3 separate regions of the Homo sapiens genome follow, and regions 2 and 3 are each linked to region 1. A link is an interaction called in ENCODE POLR2A ChIA-PET data of the cell type or tissue named here. Cell type or tissue: MCF 10A. All regions are shown on one strand.

What was found. ChIA-PET counts read pairs that join two places held together with the same protein. Peaks named below come from ENCODE experiments on the same cell type or tissue, not always from the same donor. Only the 100,000 strongest peaks of a DNase experiment are listed, where the experiment ranks them.
Region 2: POLR2A ChIA-PET joins it to region 1 with 25 read pairs; 35 of 35 experiments call an interaction of 5 or more read pairs at or near these places.
Region 3: POLR2A ChIA-PET joins it to region 1 with 14 read pairs; 19 of 35 experiments call an interaction of 5 or more read pairs at or near these places.

What each region holds. Positions count from the first base shown.
Region 1 is chr15:92,828,090-92,836,089 of GRCh38, reverse strand. No RefSeq gene overlaps it. Among named protein-coding and RNA genes, the nearest start is that of CHASERR, 51 kb to the left of the region's middle. RefSeq lists enhancers at 2,956-3,015, 3,772-3,971, 4,352-4,401. In MCF 10A, no CTCF peak of the experiment used is centred here; a DNase peak (open chromatin) is centred at 4,149.
Region 2 is chr15:92,885,237-92,893,236 of GRCh38, reverse strand. CHASERR (CHD2 adjacent suppressive regulatory RNA) reads right to left here. Exons shown (of 6, transcript NR_037601.1): 3 at 7,653-7,722; 4 at 6,983-7,068; 5 at 1,165-1,233. Among named protein-coding and RNA genes, the nearest start is that of CHASERR, 6.4 kb to the right of the region's middle. In MCF 10A, no CTCF peak of the experiment used is centred here; no DNase peak of the experiment used is centred here.
Region 3 is chr15:92,918,154-92,926,153 of GRCh38, reverse strand. CHD2 (chromodomain helicase DNA binding protein 2) reads right to left here. Exons shown (of 39, transcript NM_001271.4): 3 at 1,602-1,833. Among named protein-coding and RNA genes, the nearest start is that of MIR3175, 18 kb to the right of the region's middle. RefSeq lists an enhancer at 3,473-4,672. In MCF 10A, no CTCF peak of the experiment used is centred here; a DNase peak (open chromatin) is centred at 4,153.

The DNA of each region.
Region 1 (8,000 bases):
TTTTTTTTATTTTGAGACAGAGTCTCGCTCTGTTGCCCAGGCTGGAGTGCAATGGCACAATCTCGGCTCACTGCAACCTCCGCCTCCTGGGTTCAAGTGATTCTCCTGCCTCAGTCTCCTGAGTAGCTGGGATTACAGGTGCCTGCCACCATGCCCAGCTAGTTTTTTGTATTTTTAGTAGAAACGGGGTTTCATTATTTTGGTCATGCTGGTCTCAAACTCCTGACCTCAGGTGATCCACCCATCCTGGCCTCCCTAAGTGCTGGGATTACAGGTATGAGCCACCGTGCCCGGCCTATTTATATATAATTTTTGAGACAGAGTCTCGCTCTGTCACCCAGGCTGGAGTCAAGTGGCGCGATCTCGGCTCACTGCAAACTCCACTTCCTGGGTTCAAATGATTCTTCCACCTCAGCCTCCTGAGTAGTTGGGGCTACAGGTGAACACCACCACGCCTGGCTAATTTTTGTATTTTTAGTAGAGACGAGGTTTCACCATGTTGGCCAGGCTGGTCTTGAACTGCTGACCTCAAGTGATTTTTATTTTAAATGATAGGGAACATAGTCCAGAGAAAGACATGCTTTAAAAAAGACTGTTGATCAGTAAGACAGCCAGGAACAAAACCCAATCTCCCAAATCCCAGTCTAGAATATTTTCCACTGTTTACTTCAGGCAAAAATACATTCCACATTGTGGTATAAAATTAGAAAAAAATGAAGAAAAGCCTATTTTGGATCAAATAAAAGGATACTGGGTTCAAATTTAGTTGTGTGGTCAAAGCCAAATTTCATAAACTCTCCAATCCTGCTCTTCCCTGGGAAAAAGATGAGGATAAAAATATGTACCTCGTAGTGTTGTCGTGGTAAGTAAGTTTATATATGTGAAATGCCTAACAAATAGCATTTCTCCATTAATGGAAATAATAATAATGCTAATTAACAGTCAATAGGTGATAGTATAGTTAGAATCAAGAATCCCCCATCTGTGGATAGACAGTTTTATTCTTCTCTTTCAGGGCTTGCAAATTAACTTGATAAATCATGATGTGGAGAATTATATTTATATACTTTATATATAATAATAACTATACAGACGCAGTTGGTAACAATTATTTTAAAACATATTGGAAGTATAAGCATAAATTCTAGTATCAGGGGTAGGGGTGAGCTGGTCTTATGAAATGTGACAATGAACTATCATGGTGAATAAGATTGGTTTCTGAATTGGGTAATAATATTTCTGATCAAAAGTAGATGTGTGGCCGGGCGCGGTGGCTCATGCTGTAATCCCAGCACTTTGGGAGGCTGAGGCAGGTGGATCACCTGAGGTCAGGAGTTTGAGACCAGCCTGGCCAACGTGGTGAAACCCCGACTCTACTAAAAATAGAAAAAATTAACCAGGCATGGTGGCGAGTGCCTGTAATCCCAGCTACTCAGGAGACTGAGGCAGGAGAATCGCTTGAAACCGGGAGGTGGAGGTTGCAGTGAGCCAAGATAGCACTATTGCACCCTAGCCCGGGCAACAACAGCGAAACTCCACCTCAAAGAAAAAAAAAGGAAAGAAATCAGTTTGGTACTTTCTCATAAAGTTAACCATAATCTTACTATAGTAGTTATCTTTTCCTGTATAGCAAATCGCTCCCAAATTTAGTGGCTTAAAATAGCAATAATTTTCTTCTTCTTCCTCTTTTTTTAATATCTCATGGTTTCTACAGGTCAGAATTGAGACAGTTAAGACCAACAAAGCTTACAGAGTAAAAAAAATTAAAATTAAAAAAAAAATTTTAAATAAATAAATCAAGACAGGGCACAGCAGAGGGTAGCTTGACTTTGCTGTACCATGTCTGGATCACAGCTGGAAGACTCTGAAGGCTGAGAAAAAAATCATCTGAGGCTTGTTCATTCACATGTCTAGTAGTTGATGTTGGTGTGGGCTGGGGGCTATCGTCTGGAATATCTACACATGGCTTTTCCATGAACTTCCTCACAACATGGTCCCTGGGATGAAAGGGCAAGCCTCCCAGGAGAGAAGAGGGAGGAGGGAGAACAGGATAGAAGGAGAGGGAGAGAGAGGGGGAGAGAGAGAGAGAGAGAGAGATCCTTGCCTTCAGGGGGATACAGATGTTGTAAGGGTACCCGTTTTTATACCTTTACAACATCTACAACATGGTAAGCAATGCTGTTACTTTAACAAGTGAAGTTAACACATGAATTTTTTAAAATGAGTTTGTTAACCTGTGGTTGGTTACTTTTATGTGTCAACTTGGTTAGGCCACAGTGCCCAAACATTTGGTCAAAGATTCTCCTGGATGTGTCTGTGAGGGTGTTTTTGGATGAGATTAACATTGAAATTGGTGAACATTAAGTACAGCAGATGGCCCTCCATACTGTGGGTGGGCCTCATCACATCAGTTGAAGGCCTGAATAGAACAAGAGACTCCCTCTCGCTCTCCCGGCTCCAGACAAGAAGAAATTCTGGGAATTCTGTCAGCTGACATCTTTTGGATTGAACCACAACACTGGCTCTTTTCTAGGTCTCTAGCCTACCAGCCCACACTGCAGATTTTGAACTTAGCCTCCATAAGCATGGATCGATTCCTTAAACAAAATCTCTCTCTCAGTCAGGCTCATGCCTGTAATCCCAGCACTTTGGGAGGCTGAATCGGGCAGATGGCTTGAGCTCAGGAGTTCGAGACCAGGCTGGGCAACATGGCAAAACACCATCTCTACAAAAAATTAAAAATTACCTGGGCATGGTGGCATGCACCTGTAGTCTCAGCTTCTCGTGAGACTGAGGCAGGAGGATTGCTTGAGCTAGGAGAGGTTGAGGCTGCAGGAAGCCAAGATTACGCCAGTGCACTCCAGCCTGAGTGACAGAGCAAGGACCTGTCTCAAAAAAAAAGAGAGAGAGAGAAATCTTTGTCTATAAATATGCACATCCTACTGGTTCTGTTTCTCTGGAGAGCACTATTACAGCCTGCTTTGCTAGTATCAACAAAACCACGGGCTTCTTGTCCAGAAGTTTTTGCCCCTGCTTCATAACTGCAAATGGAATTTTCATGGAAAATATTTCCTGTGTTGCTATTTTTTTTTTTTTTTTTTTTTTGTCATCCAGGCTGGAGTTCAGTGGTGCAACCTCAGCTTACTGCAACCTCCCCTCTGGGTTCAAGCGATTCTCATGCCTCAGCCTCCTGAGTAGCTGGGACTCCAGGTATGCGCCACCACGCCTGGCTGATTTTTGTATTTTTCATAGAGAGGTGTTTCACCACATTGGCCAGGCTGGTCTTGAACTGACCTCAGGTGATCTGCCTGCTTCGGCCTCCCAAAGTGCTGGGATTACAGGCATGAGCCACAGTGCCCAGCCACATTACTTCTTAATAATAGATAATGTGCCCTAATATACAGTATTTACATAAAGCCTTGCAGCAAGGTGGCAGTTTTCAGCCATTTTTTGAGGAGGATGTGAACAGGAGCCGTTACACGGCTCATCAGTCATCTGTTGCAAAGAAGCTGTGCTCAGCAGCGCAGAAGGATATCTTTCATTACTGGAAACCGTGAATCAGCTCGAGTGAAACAGGGCTCTGTCAGCTTATAACACTTAATTATGTTTTTAACTCCATAAATTAGTTCAAGTAAAGCCGTTTGAAAATAGCCAATTTCCAGTTTGAACTTACAGAAAATTAATGGCAAGAATGCAAACTTCTAATGTGTTAAGAAATTATTTGAATTTCTTAACTGTGTCTCCCACTAAAAGTTTGTGCTTTAAATTTTGTGTCAGTTCTGCATCAGAATTATTCAGTTTCCTCTTATGCAACAAACCCTAGAAAATTCTAAAGTTTCAGAATAAGAGCATTTCCTAAAGAAGAGAAAATATATTGGGGGTGGTGGGGGGGAATGGGATCAGTACGTGGCTCAAGTTTTTCACCCTTGAGGAGTTAAGAAAAACACTTCAACATAAGGACAAAAGCTCCCTTGTTTAAGCACTTCCCCAGCTGCACTTCAACTAAATATATCCTGGGCAGAGTGTTTTCATTTCTCCACCCCTCTCCTGAGCCAATCACATGGTGACAAACAGCTCGGAGGCCCCTTGGGACTAGCACTGCAGAGGTACAGGCTTGGTTACAGGGCTTCGCGTTCCTTTCCAGCACAGGCCTGCTCTGGGCCGCCCTGCCTCCCCCAGAGGCTGCAGGGAGCCCCAAGCAGGCGCATTGCGGGCTCTGCTCAGAGAGACGCCTCCACGGGTTAATTCAGCGGCCTCTGTCTGGAATTCATGCACCACCTGGGCTGACAGCATGAATGACTCATTGTTTCCCCTCTGAACAGGCTGAGGAGTGCTTCTTGGTGTCAATAACTGAGGCAAAGTAAAATTGTTTTTTCCCTTTCAACATGACCAATTTTCTAAGACTGAATATAGAACTGGAAATCTGCAGGGTGTGTTTCTTCTGCGGCAACGGTAGCCAAGGTTACTGCTTTGAGTTGGTCTGCAGGGACAGAGGATTAAAATTTACTGTCTATAAACAGAAGAAGGCCTAAAGCCAGAGCTCCTTTATTTACAGCTTGTGTCATGGTTTTATAAAATGAAGGAAACTTAATTGAAACCTCTAGTTTGTGTAAACCTGGGATCTGACTGTACACAATACCTGATTTTATTTCTAATACCCGTGATTTGTATAAATGAAGATTTTGATGATAATTTTCCCATAGCTAAGTATAAGACATGTATGCTTTGAAGTCCATATATGAATCTTCCATACCAGCATTTCCAAAGCAGTGTATTAATAATTATGCCCCACCTTCAATTTTCCTATATGGCACCCTTCTCATTTTCAGTTACTTTTAGTTTCCTTGGGAAACTGGACTGGTTGATATTCCTGGACTATGGGATCTTTTTGCCTTGCTTACGCATATCTCAGTCCAAAAGCTTGACAGCCAGAACTATACAGATATTTTACTACCTTTCTGCAAGTGTGCGTGTATAACACTCTTGTTTCTTTGAACTCTTGTTTCTTTGGCCTCTTATACTTTCCTAAACTTTAGGTGTTTTTTTAAAAAAATTCAAAAAGAGGCCGGGCGCGGTGGCTCATGCCTGTAATCTCAGCACTTTGGGAGGCCGAGGGGGTCAGGTCACGAGGTCAAGAGATGGAGACCATCCTGGCCACTATGGTGAAACCCCATCTCTACTAAAAATACAAAAATTAGCTGGGCATGGTGGTGTATGCCTGTAGTCCCAGCTACCCGGAGGCTGAGGCAGGAGAATTGCTTGAACCAGAGTTGGAGACTGCAGTGAGCCAAGATCACACCACTGCACTCCAGCCTGGCGACAGAGCAAGACTCTATCTCAGAAAAAAAAAAAAAAAAAAATTCAAAAAGAAAGATGTAGAAAAAAAAGAAATAAATGCAGAAAGGAAAGGGAAAAAGGTCTTGTGTAGATTCAGGACCTTGGTTCTAATTCAAATCTGGGAGGTTAGCATGCAACAGAGTACTTTCTTCATCCAATTAAGTAGCAGCCCTGAATAGATTCCAAGTCATTCTGACTTTGAATAGGGATGAGGACAGCTGATACTGAAGAAGAGAGAATGTTGAGGCCCATGTATAGCCTTAAAAGAGAGAGAGAATGAACTTGGGATGTGGAGATTAAATAGGGCGTTTAATAAAATGGCAGTAGATGCTTTTATTTTAATTGGTATCAATCAGCTCAAGTAACCTTTAAATTTCTGCAATAACAGGAGACTGAGTTGGCTTTGGCAGGGCTCTCTATCCCAGGAATGGAAACTCACGCAGGTTCTGAATCAGAAAGAATCAAAATAACAAAAAAAAATTTCCGTCTTTCAAATCTATGCTATAATTTAGCAAACTGAGTATCTTTCCTTGCTTGCCAGTATCTTTAAAATAAAGTCAGGTATCAAAATATTTGTATTCCCTTTTTCGAAGCTAATAAAAACCTGCAAAGATTAAGTATTTCTCCATTTTTGTAGAGAACACAATTATTACAGCGTGCTTACAAAATGACAATTCTCAAAGCTTCAATTTCTCACATCTAACAGCTAGTAAATGTGTAGTAAATGTGTAGTTCTCTGAATGAGACCCTTTTACATCATATGCAATAAATCTATTTGTCAAAGAGTCTCCTTAGCTACTGAAGATTTCATGGTCCTTGTGCCAACAGAATCAAGCACTTTGGTTGAATATCTGGAGGATTGTGACTTGAGACATGCAGGATGGACACAATCCTACTATGTGCCATACGGTTTGGTTCTTCCAACAGAGTGAAAAAACTTCTAGGCAGCTTCTAGCCTCTGAGAAACGTGCCTTAATTAGCTGAGTGTGGCGGCGTGCGCCTGTAGTCCCAGCTACTAGGGAGGCTGAGGCAGGAGAATCACTTGAACCCGGGAGGCAGAGGTTGCAGTGAGCCGAGATCACGGACTACCACTGCACACTGCACTCCAGCCTGGGTGACAGAGTGAGACTCCATCTCAAAAAAAAAAAAAAAGAAAAAAAAAGAAAGGTGCCTTATTTCCATTTCTCATCAATACAGCCAGCTTTCCCTTGGCCCCACTTAGTCTTTTCATCAAGACAAGGCTCTCAAGACTAACTTTAAGTCCTTCCTAGTGGGCGATGTGTTCCTTCTGCTTTTCTCAAGTCCAGAGTAAGGGCAATTTACATAGCTGATTGTTCCTTTCAACTGCATAGAACTCTTTCACCACCAGTTTAATAAATGTAAAATTATCGGATGCAGGCTTCCCCTCAAGAGAATCCTTGTTGTATACACTTCAGTTTTTTTGTTTGTTTGTTTTTTAAGACAGAGTCCCGGCCAGGTGCGGTGGCTAACGCCTGTAATCCCAGCACTTCGGGAGGCCAAGGCGGGCAGATCACGAGGACAGGAGTTCAAGACCAGCCTGGCTAACATGGTGAAACCCCATCTCTACTAAAAAAAAAATACAAAAATTAGCCGGGTGTGGTGGCACGTGCCTGTAATCCCAGCTACTTGGGGGGCTGAGGCAGGAGAATCGCTTGAACCCAGGAGGCGGAGGTTGCAATGAGCCGAGACCGCGCCACTGCACTCCAGCCTGGCAACAGAGTGAGACTCCGTCTCAAAAAAAAAAAAAAAAAAAAAAAAAAAGACGGAGTCCCACTCTGTCACCCAGGCTGGAGTGCAGTGTTGCCATCTCAGCTCACTGCAACCTCCGCCTCCCAGGTTCACGTGATTCTCCCACCTCTACCTCTTGCGTAGCTGGGATTACAGGCATGCACCACCACGCCCGGCTAATGTTTGTATTTTTCGTAGAGACGGGGTTTCACCATGTTGGCCAGGCTGGTCTCCAACTCCTGACCTCAGGTGATCTGCCTGCCTTGGTCTCCCAAAGTTCTGGGATTACAAGTGTGAGCCACCACGCCTGGCCTTCTTCAGTTGTTTTTAAGTGGACCTAAAGGAAAACAAACTGGTGGTTCTTAAGGGCAGGGTTTGTCAGAATCAACTGAGGCTTTCCCAAATTAACACCATCCCCAACCACTGCTCTAGTAGTTCTCCAGATTTGGAAAGGGCCAATTTAGACAAGTAAAACAAAATGTAATTCCTTTAATTTTTATTATTTTATTTTATTTCATTTTTTAGAGACAGGATATCGCTATGTTGCCCAAGCTGGTCTTGAACTCCTGGCCTCAAACAATCCTCCTGCATTGGCCTCCCAAAGTGCTGGGGTTACAGTGAGCCACTGCACCCAGCCTAATGACTTTAAAATCCCAGGCAAGGAGAAGGGGACAGATGACTTGAGTTTTATTTCATGATGTCACAGCATGTTTGGAGCAAAGTGGAACACTCTGCCTTGGCTTCACATCGGTCCACAGTCAATAATGGCATTACAAGATAGCAAACGCGGCCGCGTGTGGTGACTCAGGCCTGTAATCGCAGCACTTTGGGAGGCCGAAACAGGCGGACCACGAGGTCAAGAGATGAGACCATCCTGGCCAACATGGTGAAACCCTGTCTCTACTAAAAGTACA
Region 2 (8,000 bases), 57 kb before region 1:
AAAAATTATCATCTAAAATCTAGATTCCCAAATATGATTCAAAAAAATTATTTTTATGAAGTAGCTAATATATAATTACCAAAAAGGTTGTCAATAATAAATCATGTTGGCCAGGTGCGGTGGCTCACACCTGTAATCCTAGCACTTTGGGAGGCTGAGGCGTGTGGATCACCTGAGGTCAGGAGTTCGAGACCAGCCTGGCCAACATGGGGAAACCCCATCTCTACTAAAAATACAAAAATTAGCTGGGAATGGTGGTGCGTGACTGTAATCCCAGCTACACTGGAGGCTGAAGCAGGAGAATCGCTTGAGCCCCAGAGGCGGAGGTTGCGATGAGTCAAGATCATGACACTGCACTCCAGCATGGGTGACAGTGGAACTCTGTCTCGAAAAATAAAATAAAAATAAATAAATCATGTTGAGAATTCACCAAAATTCATTTATACAACCTTCCCATCAACTCTTTCCAACTATTTTTCAGGCTGTTAGAAAAACTATTTCAGAGGTGCTAACCATGTCTTCTAACATCAAAGCATAACTTCAGGGACAATCAGGCTAAAGAACTTTTTGTTGGGCTTTCAAGTTTAACTTCAAAATTAATTAATTAAAAGTAATTATAATATTGGAAATCATTAAAAATTATGTTCTATTACCAAAAGAGAACCGAAGGGCTTCTGAGTTCTATACAGGTTAAGGCAATGCTGACAAAAGGAAAAGCTGTAGGACCTAGGATAAACTTTCCCTACAGATGAGACAGGAAATATTTTAGGCTTTGTAGGCCATTCAATAGAACTCCTCTGCTTGCTGCTGCTATATACTGAGAAAGCAGCGGCAAACAATAACTAAATGAAAGCGTATAGCTGTGCTGCAATAAAACTTTATTTACAAAAACAAAGAGGAACCATTTAGCAACATCCATGTTTATAATAGTGTTAGAGGTATGTTCAAATGTGGGTTTGTTTGCATTTTAACTTGCCTAAGTGAAGAAAGCAGAAAATAATAGATTGGAGTAAATTAATAAGCGAAATTTCCATGTTGATTTTCTTGTACTGTGTTGAGTTTCACTAAATCCCTCTTTACAATTCTGACTCGAATTTTCAAAATTTCCAAAGTAGTATTTAAAATTTCTAAACAGATTAAACATGTAAATTGAATAATACTTACTAAATGTTTCCACCAATGTCTACTTCATTGTATGGGGCCTTTAGAGGATTCAGTTTGAGGTTCATATTTCTGCAGAGGACAAAAAGAATTTAATTTTATACATAAAAAATGAAAACAGATTATTAAGCACCATGATTTATACCCAAAATGTCAACATCTTGCAAGGGTCATTTGCCAATAGACCAAAAGATGTATGTATGTATTAACAATACAGTCCAAGCAGAAATCATACAAGCTCTTGAGTATCACAAATTTGGCTCCTCTCTAGAATAGGTTACTACAAAATCACAAGCGTAAGTTTCAGCCCCTAAGAACTCCAAAAATGTAGGTAAATATTTGGGCTCCCCAGGTGGATCTGATGTTTGGGAACGAGTTATTTAACACAGCCAACATTGCTCTTACAGTACAGAATTGTTTCACTTTCTAGTCTTACATCTATTTACTTTCAATCCTTCTACAGGAAAGTTTACATTGCCCACCTGTAAGGCCACTTTCTCATTCCTTAGTATTACCATATTATTTCACATTATTATGTCTTTAATCAACACTAAGACAAAATGTTAGGAAACCATAGGCATCATTTCAAATTACTACTAATTGTACCAATCTATTCAACTAAACCAACACTAATCATTCCTAAAATATATACTTGATAATAAAAATGTATCCGGCCAGGCCCGGTGGCTTACACCTATAATCCCAGCACTTGGGGAGGTGGAGGCAGGCAGATCACTTGAGGTCAGGTGTTTGAGACCAGCCTGGCCAACATGGTCAAACCCCGTCTCTACTAAAAATACAAAAATTAGCCAGAAATTGCTTGAACCCAGGAGGCAGAAGTTGCAGTGAGCTGAGATCGCATCGCTGCACTCTAGCCTGAGCAACAGAGCGAGACTCCGTCTCAAAAAATAAATAAAATGTATCCATACTTTCCACTAGTTAGACTTGAATACCCCATAACTAAACATGGAAAATAGCGTTTCCCATATCTCAAGTAACATACCTTTTTCATCACTTCTGTTCCCAAGTATGATTACAATAATCATCCCACCACCACAAAGAAAACTTATTTAAAAGTTCAATATGAAAATAGGCAGGGCGCAGTGGCTCACACCTGTAATTCCAATACTTTTGGGAGTCCAAGCTGGGTGGGTCACCTGAAGTCAGGAGTTCGAGACCTGACCAACATGGTGAAACCCCAGCTCTACTAAAAATACAAAACTCAGCCAAGTGTGGTGGTGCACGCCTGTAATCCCAGCTACTCAGGAGGCTAAGGCAGGATAATCACTTAAAAACGGGAGGCGGAGGTGGCAGTGAGTTGAGATCACACCACTGCACTCCAGCAGCCTGGGCAACAGAGCAAGACTCAATCTCCAAAAACAAAAACAAAAACAAAATGTAGCAATTTAAGGTTTTTAGAAGGCAACGAAGTTTAGGATTTTAGTTAAAACTATGCTACCCAAATGCTTCTTTAGGACTAATTTTCAAATTATAGAGCAAGTCCCTGTTTATCTTCCCAAATCTAAATTCCTTTAGTCATTCGGACAGATCATAATCAAGAAATATAGCAGGCCGGGCGCGGTGGCTCACGCCTGTAATCCCAGCACTTTGGGAGGCCGAGGCGGGTGGATCATGAGGTCAGGAGATCGAGACCATCCTGGCTAACAAGGTGAAACCCCGTCTCTACTAAAAATACAAAAAATTAGCCGGGCGCGGTGGCGGGCGCCTGTAGTCCCAGCTACTCGGGAGGCTGAGGCAGGAGAATGGCGTGAACCCGGGAAGCGGAGCTTGCAGTGAGCCGAGATTGCGCCACTGCAGTCCGCAGTCCGGCCTGGGCGACAGAGCGAGACTCCGTCTCAAACAAAAAAAAAAGAAATATAGCAAAGATCTGCTTCAAAATTGCTCTAAGAGTAGGTGCTAAATTATCTTCCCAAGAAATTGACAAATGAAGCAATTTAAAAGGAACACAACATATTTCTGATCTTCCAAATTTAATCTGACCTTATAAGTAACAGAGGGTTTTGTGAAGACAGACAAATCGTAAACCAAGTAAACCCTTAAGAGAAGGGCAGAAGTGACTTAAGGAATCTCGGTAAAAGAAATGTCTAAGGGAAATCCCTCACACTGCTCTGATAATGTGCTTATAAGTAAGTTATCTACCAGTAGATAGGGTTCTCACACCACCAAAGACAGAAAATGTATCTCACTTTGCATCATCACAAGAATTAGACACTAATGTAATCTACCATAGCATCTCCTTCCCCATGCATCACTCACAAAAATTACTAACCACCAAAATTGACAAAGTCTAAAATCACTTTGCCATCCTTGGAAAGACAGGAGAAGGGAGCAAAATTCAGCTTAGGCAGACTATGAAAGTTAATGATTTTGCTCGTATTTCCACCTACCCTATTTCATAATATCATAGTTTCAGATTTAATAACTTACAGGTATAATATACATATTTTGGTTGTTGTTCTTTCAAACAGTAAGGACAGCTTTAGTCAATTGTCATATTATCATTAGTCATTTATGCTTTTCTTAGAAAACTTGGTTTTTAAAACCATTTTTTACTTTTTCTTTTTTTTTTTTTTTTTTTGAGATGAAGTCTCGCTCTGTTGCCCAAGCTGGAGTGCAGTGGTGTGGATCTTAGCTCACTGCAACCTCTGCCTCCCAGGTTCAAGCGATTCTCCTGCCTCAGCCTCCCAAGTAGCTGTGACTACAGGCGCGTGCCACCACATCCAGCTAAATTTTTTTTTTTTTTTTTAATTTTTAGTAGAGATGGGGGTTTCACTATGTTGGCTGGGCTGGTCTCAAACTGCTGACCTCACGTGATCCACCTGCCTCGGCCTCCCAGAGTGCTAAGATTACAGGCGTGAGCCACCGCGCCTGGCAAATTTTTAACTTAAAAATAAAATCTGAGAGCACCATTAACTATAAAGTCATTAATATGTCTAAGAAAATTCACAAACCTCAAAGTTAAAATATAGCTTTATAATCTAAATTAAAATGACTATGATTACTATGTAGCACACGCTTAAGATATAATTGTTTGGGAAATAATTTCAAATACATGGCTTCATTTCAAAAGGCAGAGGAATGTTTTCTAAAACAGATCTGTCAAGCAACATACAAGGTATGTATCAAAACTTTTATCATATTGTTATAGAAAACATGCTACTTGAATGTTACATAAACCATCAAGTCACATATTTATAACCTAAGGATCAGAATATCCTTCAATTTAAATTGTGAAGGTTAATTACATTAAAAAATAATAGCCAATTTGAAAATCAAAGTGCACTGAAGCATTCAATCTGGAAGGAGGTAGCTGGTAAAATGAAGACATTTATCTTTCATGTACAAAAATTTTGTAAAGGAAATTAAATAGATTATATCAGGCATGCAAACTATAAATCCTCTTATTTATAACATAATCATGGTCAGGTGAAAAGTATTAAATAAAACCACTTAACTTTATATTAGGTACATTTACTACATCATTAGAAAAATTTTTTAAAAATGCTTTTACTGAAGCATTCTAAATATTGTTTAAAGACAGTACAATTCCTTAATCGCTTCTCTGAAATCAGTTTACAAAGTCTGTATAAGAGTATTAGGCATGCCTTAACAATTATTTTTATCCCACAATTTGAGAGCTAATAGGGATCTTAAGAGCTTGGAACTCTAAAGTCTTCATACAGATTATGAGATGAAGGTACAAAAGGAATAAAATATCAAGACCGCAAGGGCTTATTTACATTGGAAGGTAGGTCTCCTGAATGCCGAAACGTGTTATATTTTCCACTCTATCACCACCTCTGATTAACAAAAGATAAAGAGACGTCCTCAACTTATCTTTCTCCCCCTTATGCCGCTCCACAATCAAATCTCAGAGGATAAAAAGTAAAATTAATTAGTTGTCCATAGTACAAATTTTTAAATAATCAAAAAACGATGACTAATAGTAAATAAAACTTAAAATTTACATTTGAAATTACCTATTTCATATAATCTATAAATGTCATGTCATGAAAGCCTTGTGATTACACAGCATGGCTCCTTTCATTTCTATAGAATGTCAGGTAATTTTTTAAACAGTTTCTATCAGAACTAATGCAATCCAATTCAATCACCAAGTTGATCAGGAGATTTTTATGACTCAAGAATTATCCCAAAATGCTAGGGTAAAAACAATTATATAAGTATCACCTTGGTTCTTAAGCAGAAAACAGTGGTAAATATACAATAATCCACCTTCCTTATAAAATATAGTACTTTAATATCATATCTACATGATCCACTATATTTATCTTATATAATATTATCTATCTATAATAGTTATCTACATTCACATTTGCCCTCATGTGCCAATCAATTAGGTTCATTATACAAGATTGGCTCAAGCAGTTAAGTATCAAAACACTGAATATATGCAGTAACAAAGATCTAAGTACATGTGAATCTTTGATTTAACATTTCTAGCCCTTTCCAGCTGTTTTCTTTTTTATGAATCAAATTACACCTTCCGTAGGCCATTATAAATGTATTGCCTGTTTATACTTAAACACAGATTATGCTTCACATAAGAGACCCATTTCTCAATTTCCTTAACAGTGCCCAATGACAGGAATGCCAATTTAATATCACATCAATTGCACAGAGGAAACCCTAATCTCGGCATTTGTGTTAAAGAAGTTTTGAAGTGAGGGATGTTTCAACTATTCTTGTAAATGTTGTATCTTTAAAACACTACAGTTAAAAGTCAAACATTTAGTTTTCTCTTGCACACTGTAATACACCCAAGTTTGATCGAACTGCAAAAAAGGATTAAAAAGAAGTTAAGCTGAAGCAAAGGCAATAAAAATATTCCTCTTACCACCTATTTCAATCAATGGAATAAGCCAACACCAAGTATTGAAAGACTGTATTTTATTTTCCACATAAATTTTGAAGAAAAGGTAAACTTGCCCTTATTTTAATTGGTCATTTGGCGATTCTTAAATTTTCCCAAGATACCCATTATTATACCGCGTATTTCCTCTAGTCAATCGCTAATAACAGCTTGACATTAATTTTCAGATTCAACGTTAACTTACAAAAAAGGCATATTTCCTTAAAAACATCAGTGGACATTCTTTTAAATTCACGTATCTAGCTTTAAGATTTTAAAGTGTGATATACATGGTATGCTGGGGGCCCAATACCTACTGCGCGTGAAAATTATCTCTATCTTTCATGCTTTAAAAGCAATTACTAAGCAATTAAATTAGAGGACTCTTTAGATGCATTAACTCTCATTTCCTAGAAAACAACACATTTTTGGACCTGTTTGAAAACTCATGAAAACAATTAAAATGAGTATTTTAAATCTATTAAATGCCTAAGATATGAAAGTGTCTATTTAGTTTTTGAAATGTTGTTAAGAATCCTACGATCAGCAAATGCAAAATTCCAGACCATTCCTAAAATGTGATTTGTACAATCAAAAAAAAAAAAAAAAAAAGGCTTAAGACTGTATATACCAGATTTGTAAAAACATAATCTTGATGACTTTACTGCAGATTTAACCACAATCCTAAAGCACCATTTTATTAAGAAGTACTAAATGTCTTCCTGCTCCAATATAAATTACATGCATCGACTGTCTTGATAGTAATAGAAGTGTTTTCAATGTCAGGCAAAGAAATTTGATGGTTTTCTCATCCTTTCAGTGATAAGTAGTCTACAGTTTGTTTCATTAACAAACTTTAATGGTATTTTTCTACTTAAATGTTGGTAACTATTCAATTGCAGATGTTGGGTAAAAACATTTACTTACTTGCTATATAAAATACTGACTTTCCCAAAGATTTCCTTTATCCTCTAGGATAAAACTCCAACGTCTCAGTCTTCAAAATGGCATACCTTTTGGTGAAAACAAATAAGATTCTAAACTTAATTATGAAGCAAACAATAGCAAGTAAAAATAAGTGTTTTTAAACTTTTTAATTACAAAAAAGAAACTAAAATCTATGCTCAAAACCTGATTTTTTAAATGTTCTTCCCTAAAATCTATCAGTATGAATAGCAAACTAGTTCAAATTCTCCAATAAGCTTATTTCTTTAAATACTTAAAAGATTAAAATTGTTTGCACAATATACAGAGTTAAACAGAAAAAAAAAGCTATCTTTGGTTCATGGTTTTCCTCAAAATCTAATCAGTCTTCTCTTGTTCCCAAAATTAAACAAAGGCTTAAAGGACCTTCAGTATTTTAAACTATTCAAAGGGTACATTAAGTTACAATGGCTATGCGTATATACTTTTAATCTTTCCTGCAGTGAAAAGGCTTAAAGGCTTTTGTCAAATTATTTGATAGTTTACTCATATTCATAATCACAACTTTTAAAAATGATACCCATTCATTAATTGAAATGTAAATTATTAAAGATAAAACAAAAGCCTAATAAGCTAATTTTTGTCAAAACAATAAAAATTAACCCACTCTTACCTCAAATAAAAGAACTCATTATTTGTTCAGAACCAACAGCAACCAAATTAATTTTAATCTCTTAAGTCACCTTTAAAAAAAAGAAGAAAGATGATATTAATGTTTTGATTTTCAAGCATTTCTTGGCCAACGATTCAGTGTGATGAAACAAGAAAATATTCCACAGACAAAAATCTATGGGCAAACTGAAGAGATGGCTCATGGACACATAACCTGTATACATTTATGGTTGCAGTTATTTCTTATCTTAGTATCTATCAGTCTTTGTTTTCCTCATCTTTTGGCTGTATTGACCAATGCTAAAGATTAACGCATTGAATTAAACAGAAATACAGAAAATTCAAATTT
Region 3 (8,000 bases), 90 kb before region 1:
AACAAAATTTAAAAATTAGACAGGTGTGTCAATACGTGCCTGTAGTCCCAGCTACTTGGGAGGCTGAGGTGGGAGGATCACTTGAACCCAGAAGATCAAGGCTGCAGTGAGCTGTGATTGCACCACTGCACTCCAGCCTGGGGGACAGAGCAAGACCCTGTCTCATCTTTATGAAAAATGATCCAACAATGTCACTAAGAAAGGACATTATCAACAATGACTTTAACAACAACAACAACAACATAAAAATGATGAAGTAAGCTGAAGAAAATCAAGGCTTCAAAAGAAAAGATGGCCCAGAATAGGCATTTTACAACTAGAATCCAATGTAATCACATAACCCAAAGTCCACAGATTCTGTAACGGCCTTAGCATCACCTTGGAGTTAAAGGACAAAAGGTCCAAACAGAAGGAGTTAGGAATAACCAAATGGTAGGAAATATAGGTAGAGGCAGTAAACATAAAACACTCTGAAAAAACCTGGCAGAGAAAGGAAGGAGGGAAAGTGCGCTTTACTCTAGCCTGTCTATCCATGCCCACACCTGGCCCTCTGCTAGAGCTATGAAAGTTTTTACTCAACACAGGTTTTTATGGAGCCCTTATTAACTGGGAGGGCAAAATCATTTCAGTGTTACTACATCAACTAGTTTTATCACTTCAAGATACCAGCCAGGCATTCTAGCTCAACTATTATGACTTTATTACAGCATATATTATAATGTTTACATCCTAAAATTATCTTGTGTTCTTATTTGTCCTTTTGAGAGCCGATATCTAAGTCAACTCCTCCATGAAAAATCTACTATGTGGAGTTACTCACTACTGAGTACTCTTACATGAGTAATAAGCTTTTGGAGGGGGACAGAGAGCTACCATGTGAAAAGGAGGTGTACATAGAAAACCAAGAGCCTTCCTTAGAAGTTCTCATTTTAGGATAATGATTATCAAAGGCACAGTGCAATCATTCTGACTGGCTTGTAGGTCCATCCAACCTATAACTACATATTATTAACTTTCCGGAACTGCTCACTTTAACCTTAAAAATATATTTTAGGCTGGGCATGGTGGCTCAGGTCTATAATCCCAGCACTTTGGGAGGCCGAGGCAGGTGGATCACCTGAGGTCAGAAGTTCAAGACCAGAATGGCCAACATGATGAAACCCAGTCTCCGCTAAAAATACAAAAATTAGCTGGGCGTGGTGGCAGACACCTGTAATCTCAACTACTTGGGTGACTGAGGCAGGAGAATCACTTGAACCTGGGAGGCGGAGATTGCAGTGAGCCAAGATCGTGCCACTGCGCACTCCAGGCTGGGCAACAGAGCAAGACTCTGTTGCAAAAATAAATAAATAAAGTTAAAAACCAAGCGTATAAAAATTTGTCTTTCCTCCCTATAATTGGATGGTTCAGGTCATTTATTTTCCTTAATAGAGCAGAAAGAAGTCTTCATTTGTATCCTCAGATATACTACTGTATATTACTAGAAAAAATGGCTGTAGGTTTCATCATCAAGATATACTAATGAGTTTTCATGAACAACAAAGGTCTGCTAGCTTGTCCTAGGCTAGCAGCACATTTGTACTGCAGGGCAAAGTAGATACCTTCTTCACATCAGCTATCCGTTCCTTCTTAGAGGCTGGCTTCTCTTTGGCTTCTGGGAGGACTGGCTGGGATTTGGAACCTGCTGATTCGCTCTCAGATTCCGACTGACTCTCAGAAGATTCAGAGCTGCTGTTCGACTCGCTGCCATGTCCACTTCCTGGATCACTTCCCTGCTCACTTTCCGACTGACTGCCTGAGTCTGAACCCGAAGCTTCTTCAGAGGCTGAGTGACTTATTTTGAGAGAGAGAGAGATTTAAAAATATTTAAGAACTGACACATGAATCTGCTTAAAAAAAAATTCTCATGGTAAAACATTTGCAGATAGTAATTTTAGTAATATAAGACCAAAATCTTCAAATTCACATTTATACTTTTACATTCCAAATAACGTTATTGCTACCATTCTCAAAATCCCCAATAGCTACCCTTTCCTGAATGTTTACATGATGCTACAGAACAGGTTATTTCTATGGACAGGCTCTTGACAGAAACTCTGAACATGGATATTACTGTCCCCTTCATTCAAATGAGGCTGAACTGAGGCTCATAAGTATTTAACTCTCACACCTAGTTAACACAGTAAGATTTGAAACCAGATATATATGAATCCACGAAGTCTTATCTGTTAAGTATCATTCCCCTCTCAACAAGAAAAAAACAAAACACAGAACAAAACCAAACCAAGCAGGCCGGGCGCGGTGGCTCATGCCTGTAATCCCAGCACTTTGGGAGGCCGAGGCGGGCGGATCACGAGGTCAGGAGATCGAGAGCATCCTGGACCACACGGTGAAACCCCATCTCTATTAAAAATACAAAAATTAGCTGGCTGTGGTGGCACACACCTGCAGTCTAAGCTACTCGGGAGACTGAGGCAGAAGGATCGCTTGAACCTGGGAGGCAAAGGATGTAGTGAGCCAAGATCACGCCACTGCACTCCAGCCTAGAGACAGAGCGAGACTTGGTCTCCAGAAAAAAAAAAAAAAAAAAAACAAGCTGGACACAGTGGCTCAAGCCTATAATCCCAACACTTTGGGAAGCCTAGGCAGGAAGATTGCTTGAGCCCAGGAGTTCAAGACCAGCCTGGACAATATGCAAAACCCATCTCTTCAAGAAAATGTTTAAATTAGCTGGGTATGATGGTGCATGCCTGCGATCCCAGCTACTCGGGAAACTCAGGTGGGAGGATCATTTGAGCCTAGGAAGTCGAGGATGCAGTGAGCCATGATTACGCCACTGTACTCCAGCCTGGGTGTCACAGTGAGACCCTGTCTCCAAAAAACAAAAACAAAAAAAACAAAGCATCTCACCCAAAGAGGAAGAATGCAAACTGGTTGCAATTATCCAATCGTGGTTCTCACTAATAGGAGCAAATTAGGCTCATCTGAGGAGCTTTATAAAAATTTATACACATTAACTTCAATCCAGAGGCCCTGCCTTATAATCTGCAGTGAGATCCAGAAGTGGTAGACTTAACAGAAGTAAGTAAACAAAAAGGGCACTCTGATGCTAATGAGAACACCCAACCCAATAAAGACGGCTACTGGCCTCCACACATCTCCCTTCCCTTCTTCATTCCAAACATCCCATAGGGAGCAGCAACCTAAGTAGGTAGATGTCATCTAAAGGAACAAAACAGAAACCACAGAGACTGAGGGGTGATAGAGTATCAATCTCAAGCACAGAGAAAACAATATCCTCATCTTCCTCTAATGGTGAAAAAGCAACTGAGGGGCATGCTGGTAGAGGGGAAGATACTCTGAAGCAAAAAGACCTCAAACGGATGGACTCTACAGCAAGAGGTGGACTGTTTACTCTTGCTTAAAAACTACCCATCTTTGCTCTGAGGGGGGCAAGGAAAAACCCAGAACCTACAGTAACATTAACAGAAAAGTCCCTGAGTTCAGAAGCCAGGAGATAAGACACGTGGCACAAAACCTGAAAGGGTAAGGGGAAGTTCTATATTTACCATCACTGCATCTTCTAGAGGTGCACAGGGCAGTACACTGCAAACTGGGACTGCTGCAAATAACACCATGCGATCCACAGCACATTACAATACGGAGGCCTTTCAGTTACCATGAGGAAGCAATGAGAAAAAATGGGAGAGCAGGGGTCGAGGGGAGGTTCTCAATACTGGGAAGTGGGGAAAGATGAGAAAAACCATGTAACTTCCTGATCACCTAACAGGTATCAGACACTAGGCTAAGTACTTTATATGTATTATTTTGCTTATTCCCAAGGACAATACTATTAGGCATTATTATCACCATATGAATGACGAAAAAAACTGACCTCTTTTATGTAACTTGGCCAATGGACAAAACTAGAAATTGAGGAAGAGGGTGAGGGGCCGGGATTCCAATCCAAGTGTGGATCTAAAGCTCATTTCTTTCTATTTTACCATAGGGGGCCAAAAGATTAGAGACTCAGAAAACATTATTAACTCTTATCCCTGTTACACAAGGTCCCAAAACAGGCTTCCTTGTAACAAGTGACTCAACAGTTTCAAGACCTCATTACAATTACTGACTCCTTAACCCCTTGCACAGTCCAAGCTGACTAGTCCAGGTGACTAAAGCATCTGAGTCATTTACTTTATACCTGTGACCAGGCAGGTTGTCAACAGGAAAGAAAAAAGGAAGAGGAGAGCTGGATAGTGATAGGAACACTTAAAAGCTGTGGGCTCTGGCATCGCAGCTTCCATTTCAGTCCTAGCTCACCTCAGGCCTGTGTCATCTTTTAACTTGTGTCAACCTATGTGACATCTACCAGTAGTGTCATAAGAACATCTAATGGCAGCTATGAAAGCAGTGCCCTATAAATGCCAAAGCCCTACCCAAACAGGAAATCTGAGCATATCACATCCAAGCTGAGATTCCCCTTCTAACACAAAATTCTCCCCAGCTAACACCCATTAGTGAGTCGTTACCCCACAATCCATGACACTAGCTGGAATTTATTAGTTTTGCCTCCACTATTTGTTCATGGACAGACAGGTACAGAGACAGCTCCAGAATTTCCTTGTAAGTAAGGAAGGGATTTATTTAATAGAAAGGGCAGTCTACTTGAAAGGGATGTTAGGCAAGGCAGTACCTGGAAACTGTATTCCCATAGCAAAGGCAGCTGAAGGCTTGTTCACCTCCCAGGCATCCGGGTCTTCTGGTCACTGATAACATCCAATTTCAGCATGCCCTATAAAACCTGGCCTCTGACAATTTCTCAAGGCACATGACTTAATCATTTCTTCCCTCACCCCCACTGCTCCAGACTCTAGACCTAGCATTGCTCCCCTCTAGCTCCTGCACCCACTGCGGACACAGCAAATTAAATACCTCTCTAATTTTGTGGGCTTAGGTATCACCTTCTCCCAGAAAACATCCTTTGGTCTCCTATCCTAAGCTCAATACCTATCAGATACTTCCACAATACTGACATATGTCACAGCAGTTACCACCACCGAGATGGAAAACAGGCAGCCACATCTCAAGTCTGAGCTTCAATTACCATGCCCTGCTGGCTCTCTATACTTTTAGCAATGACACACATGCTGACCTAGAAAGACTCACTCCAAAGCTCCGGCAGCTGTTAACATCTACACTACCTTGCCTCCACTTGTCCCATACTATCGAGTAATCTGGCCGCTTGTCAACCTCCCCAATAAACTTGCAAACTAAGCATATCTCCTTTGATGTTCTTTGTGCCTGGTATATTAGAGAAGGATTCAATTGCACATTCATTTGCTAGAATGTGCAATTTGCCTCCCCTTTGAAATAACGTATTTAGTTTTTCAACTACTATAATGTTTAACTCCAGACAAAAGTTTAAGAATAGAATCATGTTTTGGCAATCACCACCAATAAAACTGTCACAGACAACAGGTCTACACACTACTAGGAAACAGAAAACTCCAACAGCAACAAAAAGACTGAAAATCTTTACCAACTAGAGACCCACAAAAGGCAGCATTAGTTTACTGAAGATAACTAGAACAGCCCAACTAGAAATGTTTATAGTGTTCTGTGTTGAAAAGTGGGAAGCACTGCAGATAGGATGTAATGGAATGCCAATGCCCGCATCAGGATATGTCTATATGGATGCCCATCTCATTCCCTTTGAACTGGTTTATACTATAAATTCACTACATTTTATATAACATTCCCCTATTAACGGTACATTTAGGTTATTTTCAGATTTTTCACTTAATCAATAAGTTGCAAATATCTCTGATACACTTTCCATATTTCTGAGTAGAGTATTTGTATTTGGAAACTGTTGACTGTAACCATAAATATCTTTCTTTCTACGTATCTTCTTGTGCAGCTATGTGTTTTTGAGTTTGTGTAGGAGAGTGATTCCTAGAAATGTAACAATGCACACAACAATACCTTCTGGGGAAAAAAAAAAGCCGTTTTTCTGTCAGCATATATCTATGTGTATAAATGCATTTTAATCACCACATTGCTAACACTGGTTTACTCTGTTAGGGATGGGTTATTTGAAGTATACTTGTGAGTTCCATGGATTACTTGTGTAATTTCAAAAATAACAACAATGAAAATCAAACCCAAGAAAAGATTAACACCAAGTTCACAACTATATTTGCCTTTAGGGGTTGAGGGAGGCAGATGCTCTCAGGGAATGATACTAGTGACATTTTATGACTGAAACTTAGTAGTGAAGCTTAATAGTGAATTCACAGCACTTCATTATATACCTTAAGTATTTTTAATGTCTAAACTAGTTAATTGTCTAAAGTAAGTCTAATCATGAGAGCCAAATCCAAACCAAGGGCGGCAAGTACATCCCACCCTACACAAAACCAGCAAAGATTTGAATGAGTGTTTTTAAAAAGTGTTTTTAGGCCAGGCGCGGTGGCTCACGCCTGTAATCCCAACACTTTGGGAGGCTGAGATGGGAAGATCATGAGGTCAGGAGATGGGAGACCATCCTGGCTAACACGGTGAAACCCCATCTCTACTACAAATACAAAAAATTAGCTGGGCATGGTAGTGTGCCTGTAGTCCCAGCTACTCGGGAGGCTGAGGCAGAAGAATCACTTGAACCCAGGAGGCAGAGGTTGCAGTGAGCCGCAATCGTGCCATTGCACTCCAGCCTGGGCAACAAAGCAAGACTCCGTCTCCAAAAAAAAAAAAGTGTTTTTAAATTGTTTTTGGAACCAGAATCAGATGTAAGACTGAATACAAGTACTAATGAGGGGAACTGCTTAAAGAAGAAAAAAAAAAGCCTTAACAAAGTCATTACTTAATTTTCATACTTCTCGTAAGAGGAATAATCACTAAATAAACTGGAAATGGAAAATGAGATCGTGCCACTGCACTCCAGCCTGGATGACACAGCCAGACTCCGTCTCAAAAAAAAAAAAAGTGTAATTATGGGCCGAGCATGGTGGCTCAAGCCTGTAATCCCAGCACTCTGGGAGGCCCAGGCGGGTGGAACACCTGAGGTCAGGAGTTCAAGACCAGCCTGGCCAACACGGTGAAACCCAGCCTGTACTAAAAAAACAATTAGCCAGGTATGGTGGCATGCACCTGTAATCCCAGCTACTTTGGAGGCTGAGGCAGGAGAATCGCTTGAACTCAGGAGGTGGACGTTTCAGTGAGCCGAGATCACACCACTGCACTCCAGCCCAAGCATCAACAGCAAAACTCTGTCTCAAAAAATATATATATATATGTATGTATATATATGTGTGTATGTATATATATGTATATGTGTATATATGTGTGTATATATAGCGTACATGTGTATATATACGTATATATATATTCATATTATTCCCTTAAAAAAACGACATTTCCTAAAAGACTATGTAGAATTGCCATTAATACCTAATAATTATAATAGTAAATACTATTAGTACTAAGCTGTAGCTTTAGTGCTGGTTTAGTAGAGGAGGCAGAAAGCCCACAAGACTAATAGAAAGGGTCAAACTGAGTTAGTGAGTGGAGTCCTTTAAGCCTTCACCTAAATAACAAAGTAATAAAATTAGCTGACTACCAGTGGCTTACTAGTTACAGGGCAATTAAACATTGGATTTTCAGGAATGACTATCCAACATATATACAGAATCTTCACGAAAAACAACTATCTGAAAATTATTCAACATCTAAATTGCAAACAACTTTTATAATTTTTTACTTAACAAATAATTAAAAGGAAAATACAACACACAGATAAAAAAACAAGTCAAAACTGGGAATTCAGATTCCAATCAAAAATAAATGCTGATGAGAAAAAGGTTTACCACTTCCTTTTGCTTGTGGATAAAAAGAATTTGGTATCTCTTCAAAATACTTTCTGAAGTAGGTAAAAACGGAGTGATTAACCTTCTTGGAACTGGACTTTGAAACGAAGTGCCATTAACACTTACTGTTCC